3 separate regions of the Mus musculus genome follow, and regions 1 and 3 are each linked to region 2. The links are chromatin contacts, found by POLR2A ChIA-PET in ENCODE. All regions are on one chromosome and are shown on one strand. Each heading gives the region's core, a stretch centred on a gene start or an enhancer-like site at or near the end of the contact. The rest is flanking DNA. Distances are from core to core; before and after follow the strand shown. Region 1 holds the start of Tuba1a (tubulin, alpha 1A). Region 2 holds the start of Prkag1 (protein kinase, AMP-activated, gamma 1 non-catalytic subunit). Region 3 holds the start of Arf3 (ADP-ribosylation factor 3).

What was found. ChIA-PET counts read pairs that join two places held with the same protein, here RNA polymerase II (POLR2A).
Region 1: POLR2A ChIA-PET joins it to region 2 with 14 read pairs in Patski. The contact joins the promoter of Tuba1a here to the promoter of Prkag1 in region 2. POLR2A ChIA-PET finds 5 or more read pairs at or near these places in 4 of 5 experiments (Patski and embryonic stem cell).
Region 3: POLR2A ChIA-PET joins it to region 2 with 21 read pairs in Patski. The contact joins the promoter of Arf3 here to the promoter of Prkag1 in region 2. POLR2A ChIA-PET finds 5 or more read pairs at or near these places in 3 of 5 experiments (Patski and embryonic stem cell).

The regions. Positions count from the first base shown.
Region 1 is chr15:98,951,577-98,954,811 of GRCm38, forward strand. It overlaps Tuba1a (tubulin, alpha 1A), which reads right to left and starts at 1,925. Exons shown (of 4, transcript NM_011653.2): 1 at 1,875-1,925; 2 at 1-115. The coding sequence starts at 1,877.
Region 2 is chr15:98,829,853-98,833,002 of GRCm38, forward strand. Prkag1 (protein kinase, AMP-activated, gamma 1 non-catalytic subunit) reads right to left here and starts at 1,656. Exons shown (of 12, transcript NM_016781.2): 1 at 1,578-1,656. The coding sequence starts at 1,586. It overlaps Kmt2d (lysine (K)-specific methyltransferase 2D), which reads right to left. Exons shown (of 55, transcript NM_001033276.3): 55 at 1,817-3,150.
Region 3 is chr15:98,761,583-98,765,037 of GRCm38, forward strand. It overlaps Arf3 (ADP-ribosylation factor 3), which reads right to left and starts at 1,536. Exons shown (of 5, transcript NM_007478.3): 1 at 1,398-1,536. It overlaps LOC115488470, which reads right to left and starts at 464. Exons shown (of 1, transcript XM_030248862.1): 1 at 1-464. The coding sequence starts at 330.

The sequences.
Region 1 (3,235 bases), core at 675-3,174, 120 kb after region 2:
TGTCACTTGGCATCTGGCCATCAGGCTGGATGCCATGTTCCAGGCAGTAGAGCTCCCAGCAGGCATTGCCGATCTGGACACCAGCCTGGCCAACATGGATGGAGATGCACTCACGCTGTGGAAAGAGGGAAAAAAATTATAAAATTAAGCTGTTATAATATTAAGCTGTATTTCTATTTTAGATCTTAATAGATTTCTAAAGTGTTTCTAAAAATAGAAATATTGTTGAAATTTATTTGGAGTCACATCCCTAATAACAGGAACAATGAGGAGTACTCACTACAAACACCAAAAGTGGGTGTGGCCTAGATGTCACCTTAATACTGCTTAAGACATGGTGCAAACCCATTGTTTCCAAAGCCTTGCTTGAATAGAACAGCTTTCATATTTGAAAAATATTTAAAGCATAGATTCTGTAAAACAAAATAATTATCCATAATAATACTAATTGCTTCTTTACCCGATAAGTAAGGATGAAGTTTTCATCCTATAGGACCTGGTATTTCATCATGGACATCTGCAGTGCGGCTGGGGCCAACAGCCACACCCTTCTGTGGACCCCATCAGTACTCTGGCTAGGCTACATAATAAAGAGTCTCACACTATAGGACCTTCTATTTCAACACTGACATCTGCAGTGCGGCTGAGGCCAGGAGCCACACCCTTCTGCAGACAGACCCCATCAGTACTTTGGCTAGTCGACAAGCTAGACAAAGTCTGATTTCTGCATTGCCACGTTCTCTGTGCCTGGTGCTAGCCTGTGCTGTTACATTATTTAACAGAGAAAGCTCTATTTCCAGCAGCTGTCTATGCGATCTCTTTGTGCTGCTTTCATGGTCCCTCCTAACCCTGGCTGGGGCCATTAGCCTGAATTAATGAATTAGTGCACATTTATTAGAACAAAAGATGGTTGGGTGCAGAGTATAATTTTTTTCTTTGCAGAAAATCCATTGTTTTTTGAAGGTTTTCCACTGTATGGAATGGAAATATTCTTAAAGCAGGCTAAGTTAGAAACAATGAGCGCCAACATTTTTTAAAAAAACAAGTGAAAAGATAGCTAAATTTAAAAGTAGAAAATAATATTTTTATCCTATGAATCTCTACATACCACTAATATTTCATTCTATAGAGATACACGTCTGTTGTGGAGGGACTACTTTCATTGTCTGCGGGGGTGGGGGGCGGGGAAGGGCGTTTCCCTGGGTTCTGACCATCAGCGTACTCTAGGATTCACAAAGTGGGCTTTGTCATTCCCCAACCATCCAGCTCCCCTCCCCCCTCAGCGAGATGTCCCCGTTAAGCAAATCGTATTTTTGACAGCCCTGCAGACGAAACATCCCATGACTACAGTTCCACAACGATTTTTTTTAAAGTAAAAATAAAAATAATTAAAAAAAAAAAAACCGCTCGGAAGAGGCTTAGTGAGAACCAACCCCTCCCAAAACGCCACGGAAGCAAGAGACAAACAACCCCGCCCCTGCGCCTCCCTGACAGCGGCTGCCATGGATCCGACGCAAACTAAACATTTTCCTAGCGAAGTGGGGCGGTGTTTCTGGAGTTCGGGCTCGGCCGCCGCCCCTGCCCTCCTACAGCAGCGGACCCTCGATCCCCCACCCGTCCCCGGCGGTCCCCGTGGTCCCCTGCAGTCCCTGGCTCTGCCAGCGCTAGCTCATCGGCGCTGCCTTTGTTCTTCCCGGTCTGGGCGTTTCCGTGTCCCGCACTGCGGCGGCGGGACTCAAAGACTAAGATAAACTTAAAGCATGGAGACCACCCTTTCCCCGCAGAGGTGACCAAAGCCTTAGACGTTTCCTTGCAGATCTGGGGCGACTGACACCCACCCTCTATCTACCGAGAGCCGGGGAAGGCTTGCTCACCATGGTTGCTGCTTCGCGGCTGCCGGGTGGATGGCGGAGGCGAGGAGGAGGTGTTGCTTCTTACAGCGCGACTCTTAGGCGGTCGATGTAAGAGAACCTGCGGCACTTGGGCGGATGCGGCTCCTTATATACAGCTCTGTCACCATGGGGATGGGCCAGGGCCTTTTCCTGTTGGTCCAGACCCCTCTGTCTGCCCAGAGAAGCCGCGACAGGAGAGTGGTGATTGGTGCAAGCGACATGGTATGAGGTAATCTCTCCCCCACCCCTTCCCCCTAGCATCCGTAGACTTTGCATCCTTCAGACAAAGGCCGTGCAAAGGCAGCTAGCCGAGCATCCATTATGGGGTGGAGTTGGGGAGGGGTGGAAAGGGAAGAAAGAAAACTGGGGTTGGATGATTATACGTAGTTTAAACCTTAAACTGTATTTAAAAATCATCTAAGGTTTTTCCCAACACTTAATCACAGAATTTATGTTTAGAATCTTTTTGGAAAATTCCAGCTTTTCATTTTTAATATACTGAATTTAATTACGTTCTGTCAGAATTCAACATCTCTATTTGCTTTAAAAAGTAGCAGAAGATACGGGGGTGGTCAAAAAGGCGTGGCTGAATGTTTAGTTTCATAGTTATTGTATTATTGTTATTCTTTATTATTATTTGAGCAAAAGTCAGTACGAGTAGACCACGCCTGTGACCTCAACAGCACCTGGGAGTCAGAGGCAGGAAGACTTGCAGCTCAAGGTCATCTTAACTGGCCTTAGTGGTTTATTCCTGTGTATCCCAGCACTGGGAAGCCGGGGATTGCAGCTAATTTGTGCCCACCCTGGATATATAGTGTGATATCCTGTCTCAAAAACCAAAAGAAAAAGAAAGAAAGAAAGAAAGAAAGAAAGAAAGAAAGAAAGAAGAGAAGAGAGAAATAATATACAAAGTAGTACTTAATACTAGAGAGCTTTCTTTCTTTAGCTGTAATTCTCTCCCATCACCCCTCCGTGCCCGCCCCCCTACCCCACCCTACCTCACCCCAGAGCCTGTGTTATTTTGTCCCTAGAAATGAGCCATCCTTTCTAATATGGAATTCAGAAACTGTAAGGAGAAAGAATTGAGTTTAAAAACTAGCTCTTTGTGTGGGCTTGTATTTCTCCAGTCTTTTTTTTTTTTTTGGAGGGGGAGGGGTGATATCAAGTAAAAAATAACTGAGATGCCAAATTAAAAAGAGGAGCGTTTTATAATATAAAAGGAAACCATTTTGTGATGTTTTCATCCCCAGACAACTGTGCAGTGCCAGCCCTGCTGCAGTTTTATGTAGTTCCCTGAATTCTGTAAATAGCCCCTTCCGCAGCTGGGCTTCTGACTGTGGGAA
Region 2 (3,150 bases), core at 406-2,905:
TGCCTTGCTCATAAATCTCCCACTGGCCCCCTTACTATAAAAGCCCACAGCCCAAGCGAGTGATGGCTCATAGCCACACTGTGCAGACCATCTGAGCTACCTACTGAGACCCTGTCTCAGAGAGAGAGAGAGAGAGAGAGAGAGAGAGAGAGACTTCCAACTTGGTTTTAGCCACCTTTTCTTACACTATCATCAAAATCTAGTTTCAACACTACTGAGCCATGGGCTGAACTCTGCTCCTAGGCTCACTGTAATTTCTCCTTCCTTTAGTCAGGTGTCTGTATCCTAAGGACACCTTTAATCCCAGCACTTGAAGGCAGAGGCAGGCGGATTTCTGAGTTCTGAGGCCAGCCTGGTCTACAGAGTGAGTTCCAGGACAGCTGCCAGGGCTACCCAGAGAAACCCTGTCTCAGGGGAGGGGAAAAAAAAAAAGCCCTAAGGACAGTACTTACTACAGTCTACCTTAACTAACAGCCTTCCCGGTACCTCTCATCTCTGTCTCTCTGTACTCCAGTATATATAAAGCAAAGGGCTAAATTCGTAAATATAGAGAAAAGTTGCTTTAGAACTATATACTCACAGTTCACTTATAATGTAAATAATACATTTACAAGTTAGAAACGTGTTGTTTTAAATTTAATGTAATCAAACTACTTTTGCTGAGAATGCTTTCTCTGTAGAAAAACAAAATCCTTGGTTAGAGGACCACCTGCATACCATTTTACCACTTTATCCTTCCTTCTTTATAAACTAAGTTACACTATTCCTCTGCACACAAAGGGGCGGGGGGGGGGGGAGGGGGAGAGAATTTACTCCAGGCCAAGTAACTGACTCAAAGAAAACGCAATTCTAAGAAGAGCGAACCTGCAAGTATTACATGGATATATGGTGGGGGAAGACAAACCCCAAGCTGCCCTCAGAAGATACTCGGTTAAAAACTACGGAGCAGGAAGTCGATGGGAGGGCCTTCGGAGTGGCAGAGAAAGCTCCTGCGAATGAGGTCGGTCAAACAAGTAAGTAGCAGATAAACCTACCGCATCTGTAAAGAGCCGAGCCGACGGTGCTCGCCAAGAACGAGCTGTCAACACGCATGCACAGCGTCACTGATCAGGACACGACCTAAACTTGTCCAGGGGACACAGTGGCCTCCTGGATTCCTTCCTTCGCGGAAAATTCAATTCTCGGGCTTAGTAAAGGAATGGAACCTCGCAGGATGCCAACAATTGCTTAAGCAATCGCACAAACGGGGTCCTGGAGCTCCCTGCAAGCCGGGCTCGCTCACCTAATACGCGGGATCACAACCCCGCTCTCATGCAAACTTCGGAAAGGACTTGAGGCACTCATGGGCAGGGGGCTCCAAGCTCACAACCCGCTCCCTATCTCTCAGGGTACCGCGGACCCCTGGCGGGCGGGCGGGCGGGCGGGCACGGGTGTGGCCCAGACCTAGGAGAGGCGCCCACCCGAGCAGAGGAAGGGGAGTCCCGGACTCCAGCGCCAAGCCGGGCCGGCCTTCCCCGGCTCCTAGCGGGGGGTCTCCGGCTCCACAGCGCCCCCCGCCGCCCTCCTGCGCCACTCACCGACTCCATTGCTAGCGCCCGCCAGTTCCTCAGCTTGGAAAGCTCCCTGGCGCCAGACCCCGCCCCACATCCGGTGCCGCGCACCACTTCCGCCTACGTCAGACCCCAGCCGCAGGGCGGAAGGCGGGGAACCCACCCTTCCGGCGGTGGCTGAGCCTGGTTTATTGGGTAACCTTCCTCTCCCAGCTCTCCAGGACCTTAAGATCTGGCCAACGGCGAGGGTCATGGGACAGAGGCACTTGTATTTAAAATGTTCTTTTTTTATTTATCGTTTAAAAACAAACTTTGAAGAAGCAAAATCCAAAACTTGCCCTTTGCCTCTCGCAACATAAATTATGTACAGTTCAGAATGATCGCTGATACAAAACATGCCAAGGACAGGGGCGCTGGGGGTGGAGGAAGAGAGAGCGCTTTAAAAAAGGGAACCATTTCATCCGTTGTCACGAAGGACCAACCTTGCTGTACAGGATACACACAACACAAAAGAAAGTTCTTCACGGGTTCACACTTGTCAGCGATTTATTTTTTTTTAAAGGGGGAGGGTCCTGGAGGTGAAGGTAGAAGGTAAAAAGGGAGAAACTGAAAATTGAGTGCAAGTGTAAACCAACCCAAAATACAAACACAGGGGGCGGGGTTGGGGGTGGGATTCTGATGCAATTATACAGGCAGGGTACTTTAAAAAAAAAAAAAAAACCAACAACAACCAAAATTCCAACCTTGTAGCGTGGGTCTGAGTTATAGTTTATATAAAAATTAAAAACTGTATAAGGTTTCTTCACTAAATTCTACAGGACTATCGGATACCTAGCATATGCTTACAAAGTCTGCCCCTTCTCCTTTCCCAGTTCTAGGGCCCAAACCCCAACCAGAGCCTGACTCACAGGAGACCATCTCCCCCACCTAATGCCTAGACCGTTCAGCTCTGTGGCTTTGGGGACAGCAAGCCCAGGTTCCCACTGTCTAGTCTAATTACAATGGTTTCCGTGGGAGTGTGGGGGAGTTGTTATTCTCAAACATTTGCAGCTTGAAACAGTTGAGGAAGCAGCTTTAAAAAAAAAAAAAAGAAAAGAAAAGAAAAAAAAAAGGCCAGAAAAAAAAAAAAAAAAAAAAAAAAAACCCAAAAATCTCCCTACCCCCATCAATCCACAATCCCCCAAATTTAAAACAAAACAAAAACCTAAAATCACAACAGCAACCGCCCTACCCCTCCAGCAGGCCTGCCCATTTGCCACCATCCAGCCCATCTCTACAATCCAGATAATCTGATTCTTGAAAATAGTAATTACAAAATGCCCTCTGCCCACAGCCCCTAGGAGAGAACTGCATAGAAGCGTCATTTCATCCCCTCGCTCCACCAGAGAGGGGTCTGAGGCCTCACACACCCTCTACCCTACCGCTACCCGCAGGAAGAGGTTCGTCTGCAGCACAAGCTTGGGGGGGGAAAGGAAGGGAAAGGAAGATAAGGGCACCATCACCCTCTGGCTCCCCCTGGGGCCAGCTCACTTTGTGCGTTATAACATAGTCCAACTATACAACCCGGGTAAGAATCACCCAGCTTCTCTCTATACCCCCA
Region 3 (3,455 bases), core at 286-2,785, 68 kb before region 2:
GACACCTGGGAGCCCTTTCCAGCTGCCTCCAAGGTCAGTGACTCCTTGTGTGAAAAGCTGAATGTAAGTGGATGGGCCTTTCTTAAAACGGCCTTTAACAATGTACTCAAGCGCAGGTCCAACATGCCAAAGGCCAACCCAATGGCCACTGCAGCACACAGTGGGGATACTATCCCCAAACAGGTCTAAGACAAAATGGCAGCAAAGACAGTTCCCTATCCCCCTGCCTGGGGTCACAGATGGAGGTATGCAGAGACTAGATTCTATCCTGTTGCAATGACTCAAGCAATCAGACTCCTGCAGCAGATCTCCTCCCAATAAAACTTTCATGCCATGGACCCAAGGGTGACCCAATGCAACAGTGGCAGAGACGGGTTTTACATTACCCGTCTCCCTAATGACCTCACTATTTTCTTCTTAGTCCTGACCACATACATAACCCTCCACTACATTCTTCCTGGCCCAGAGACCCTCTCCCCCCCCCCCAAAAAAAAAAACAAGTCTCTCCAAAGAGTTACGACTTAACTAAAGGACCCTGAGGTTTTAACAGGGAACTTCACCTCCCCACCTCCCCCTCCTTCCTTCAAAAAGGACTGGCATGCTAAGCAAAGGCTTCATTTTCTGTTCCGGGAATCCTGGTACTTCCTAGAGAAAGAAAGCGGATTGGAAGACACAAACTCAGGGCCAGTGACAAGCTGCTCCCTCCTTCGGTGACACCGCCCCCGCTCCGCCTGGGGGAGGAAGGCCCCACCTCTCTCCTCCGAGCTAGCTCAGGTCCCCCTCCCCCGTCTCCAGCCTCCTCTCCACCCTCTCCCCACCTGCTGCCCTCTTCCCAACACCCCAGAGCAGAGCGCCACCTCCGTGAGGACCGTGCGCAGCCAGCCGAGCCCCACCAGTAGGCCCTGATACTAAGCCCCGGCCCCCCACGCCTCGCGCTGGGTGAGGGAGGAGAATAACCACGGCACGGCACGGCTTTTCTTTGGTTCCCCCACAGCTCGGGCGGGGGAGGGAGAGAGAAAAGGCAGCGTTCCTCGCAGCCCTTTAAACCCAAGGAAAAGAGAGCCAAACAGCCACACCGCCCCCGCGTCCCCCTCCCACAGGTCAGCCTGCCTCCCCCTCGTCCCCAACCCTCCCAAGCTCACCTCTGCAGCCCAGGTCGCACCCTCGGGGGAGGCGGAGGACAAATCCGTGTGCGCCCCCCGCCCCCACCCCAGCTCGGCGTCCTTCGGCTGCGGGGACAGGAGTGGGGCTGGGGTCCCCAAGCTCAGCGAGGATCACCCCCCACACCAGCACCTCGCCCAGACGGTGCGAGCCGGACCGCGGCCGGGGGCCTCGGGCTCCCACCCGGACCCAGCCTCTTCCCTGCCCGGACCCGCCTTCCCTCCCCAGCTCCGAACCTGTTCCTGCTCCCTGCGCCGCGGCTGCCACCGCCGCCTCCGCCCCCGCAGGTTCCGCCCGGCTCTCCGGCCGCTGCCTCCCGCTCCGCAAGCCGACCCGACCGCGGTGAAGATGGTCCGCTGGCCCGCTCCCCGGCTCCCTCCTGCCCGCCCTCCACCTAGCACCGGAAGCCGCGACGGCGACAGGAGCTGTGCGGCGAACACCCACCCCCAGCCCGGGCTACTTCCCACCTCCACGATCGCGCGAGAAGTGCGCGGTAGCGAGCGGCAGTTCTCGCGAGACCCATCACCATGGCAGCGGCTGCAGCAAAAGCAGCCGGTGCTGAAGCTGAGCCTAGGCGGGGGCCTGTGTGGGGGCTGGAGGATCGGAAGGCACGGCGTGTAGAGGGGGCTGTGGGCACTGAGGTGAGGCTCCCGAGCAGAGCGAGCTCCGGGACCTTGCCACATCCTGGCTGCGCTGGCCACAGGGCTCGGACCAGGGAGTCTCCGGGGTTTCTTAAGCAGAGCCCATGTGGAGCATGGAGGATGAAAACGGTTGCTGTATCCTGCTCTAGTCCAGTCTTATTCCAAATAAACAGCGCATCACTCGCACCCCACCTGCTAATCCGCTCTGCTCCCTAGTTCCTAAGGATGCTTTCTCTGAGATCCTTTCCCATAAAGGAAGAGGAGAAAGAACGATGCATTCCAGATACTAGAGGAAACATCTGGATGGGGTCGTCTAGGAGGTTGAGGCTGAAAGGCAGAGGGCAGAAACTCAGAGGCGGCTCTCATGAAGTCTCTCTAGATGAGTCTGGATTTTAGTATCCCCAGGAAAGCGCACCCAGGACCCCGCCTTCCTTCCCTGACACTCATCTTTTGACATGATGGAGACACTGCCTGAGACTCTAGCCACAAGCTATGTTAGAATCTGAGCTAGAAGGGTCCTCGCCAGAAACGGGTGCTCTTACCCACTGAGCCATCTCACCAGCCCCCACTGCGTTCTTTAAATGCATCAAGTATAAGAGCTTGGTGCAGCGTTATAACTCTTCTCTCCCTCCAAAACATAGGCTGGGAACAGAATCTATCTCTTGTCACATCTGTCTCTGGTTTATACCTTTATACCAGTTTGTCTTCTCTTGTTTACCTCAAAAATTACAGGACTGGCTGGGGGCGGTGGTGGCACAAGCTTTTAATCCCAGCACTGGAGACTAGGGTGCAGAGGCAGGTGGATGTCTGTGAGTTAAAGGTCAGTCTGATTTACAGAGCAGGCTCCAGAACAGCCAGAGATGGTTAACGAAGAGATGGACAGCAAGGAACTTGCTTATAACGAAGAGAATTATATTTGTCCCCACTCAGGACTCAATGCTGTTGAGAGCCTTTGTTAAGCTCTGGTTTTTGCTCGTTTTTCCCTCCATTTATTAACTCTGTGTGTGTGTGCTTGTATGAGAGATTGCGGGTGCACTTGTGCTCTAGCAAGATGTGGAGGTTAGAGAGGACACCTTTTGGGAGTCGCTGTTCTTGACTTTTTTCCCTCGTTGGGCCAGGATCTCTGGTTTCTGCTGCTGCAGTGCACACTCTAGGCTAGCTCTGTGTGATTCTCCTGGCATCATCCCCCATCTTACTTTAGGAATGCTTTCATTACACCACAGGCATTCAGCTTTAAAATATATATATTTGTTATTGTTGTGTTTGAGACAGGGGCTCACTATGTAGCCCCACCTGGCCTGGAATTCACTTTATAGACCAAGTTGGCATTGAACTCAAATACGATCTGCCTGCCTCTGCCTCCTGAGTGCTTAGATTAAAGGTATTTGTCACACATCCAGCCAAATGGATTTATTTTTAACTGTACCTACGCACATACGTCTCTGTGTGTGAGTAGGTGCCTGTAAGTGTGGATATCTACTACAGGGAGAAAAAAATGTAACATTCTCTGGAGACAAAGTTACAAGCAGTTGTTCCACGTGGTGCTGGGAGCCAGGTCCTCTAGGCAAGAGAGGTCAGTAAGAGCCTGATCGCCCTCCACCTATTACAACAGGCTCTGGGGAACAAGCTCGGGCCAAGCTTGTCTTGCTAGTA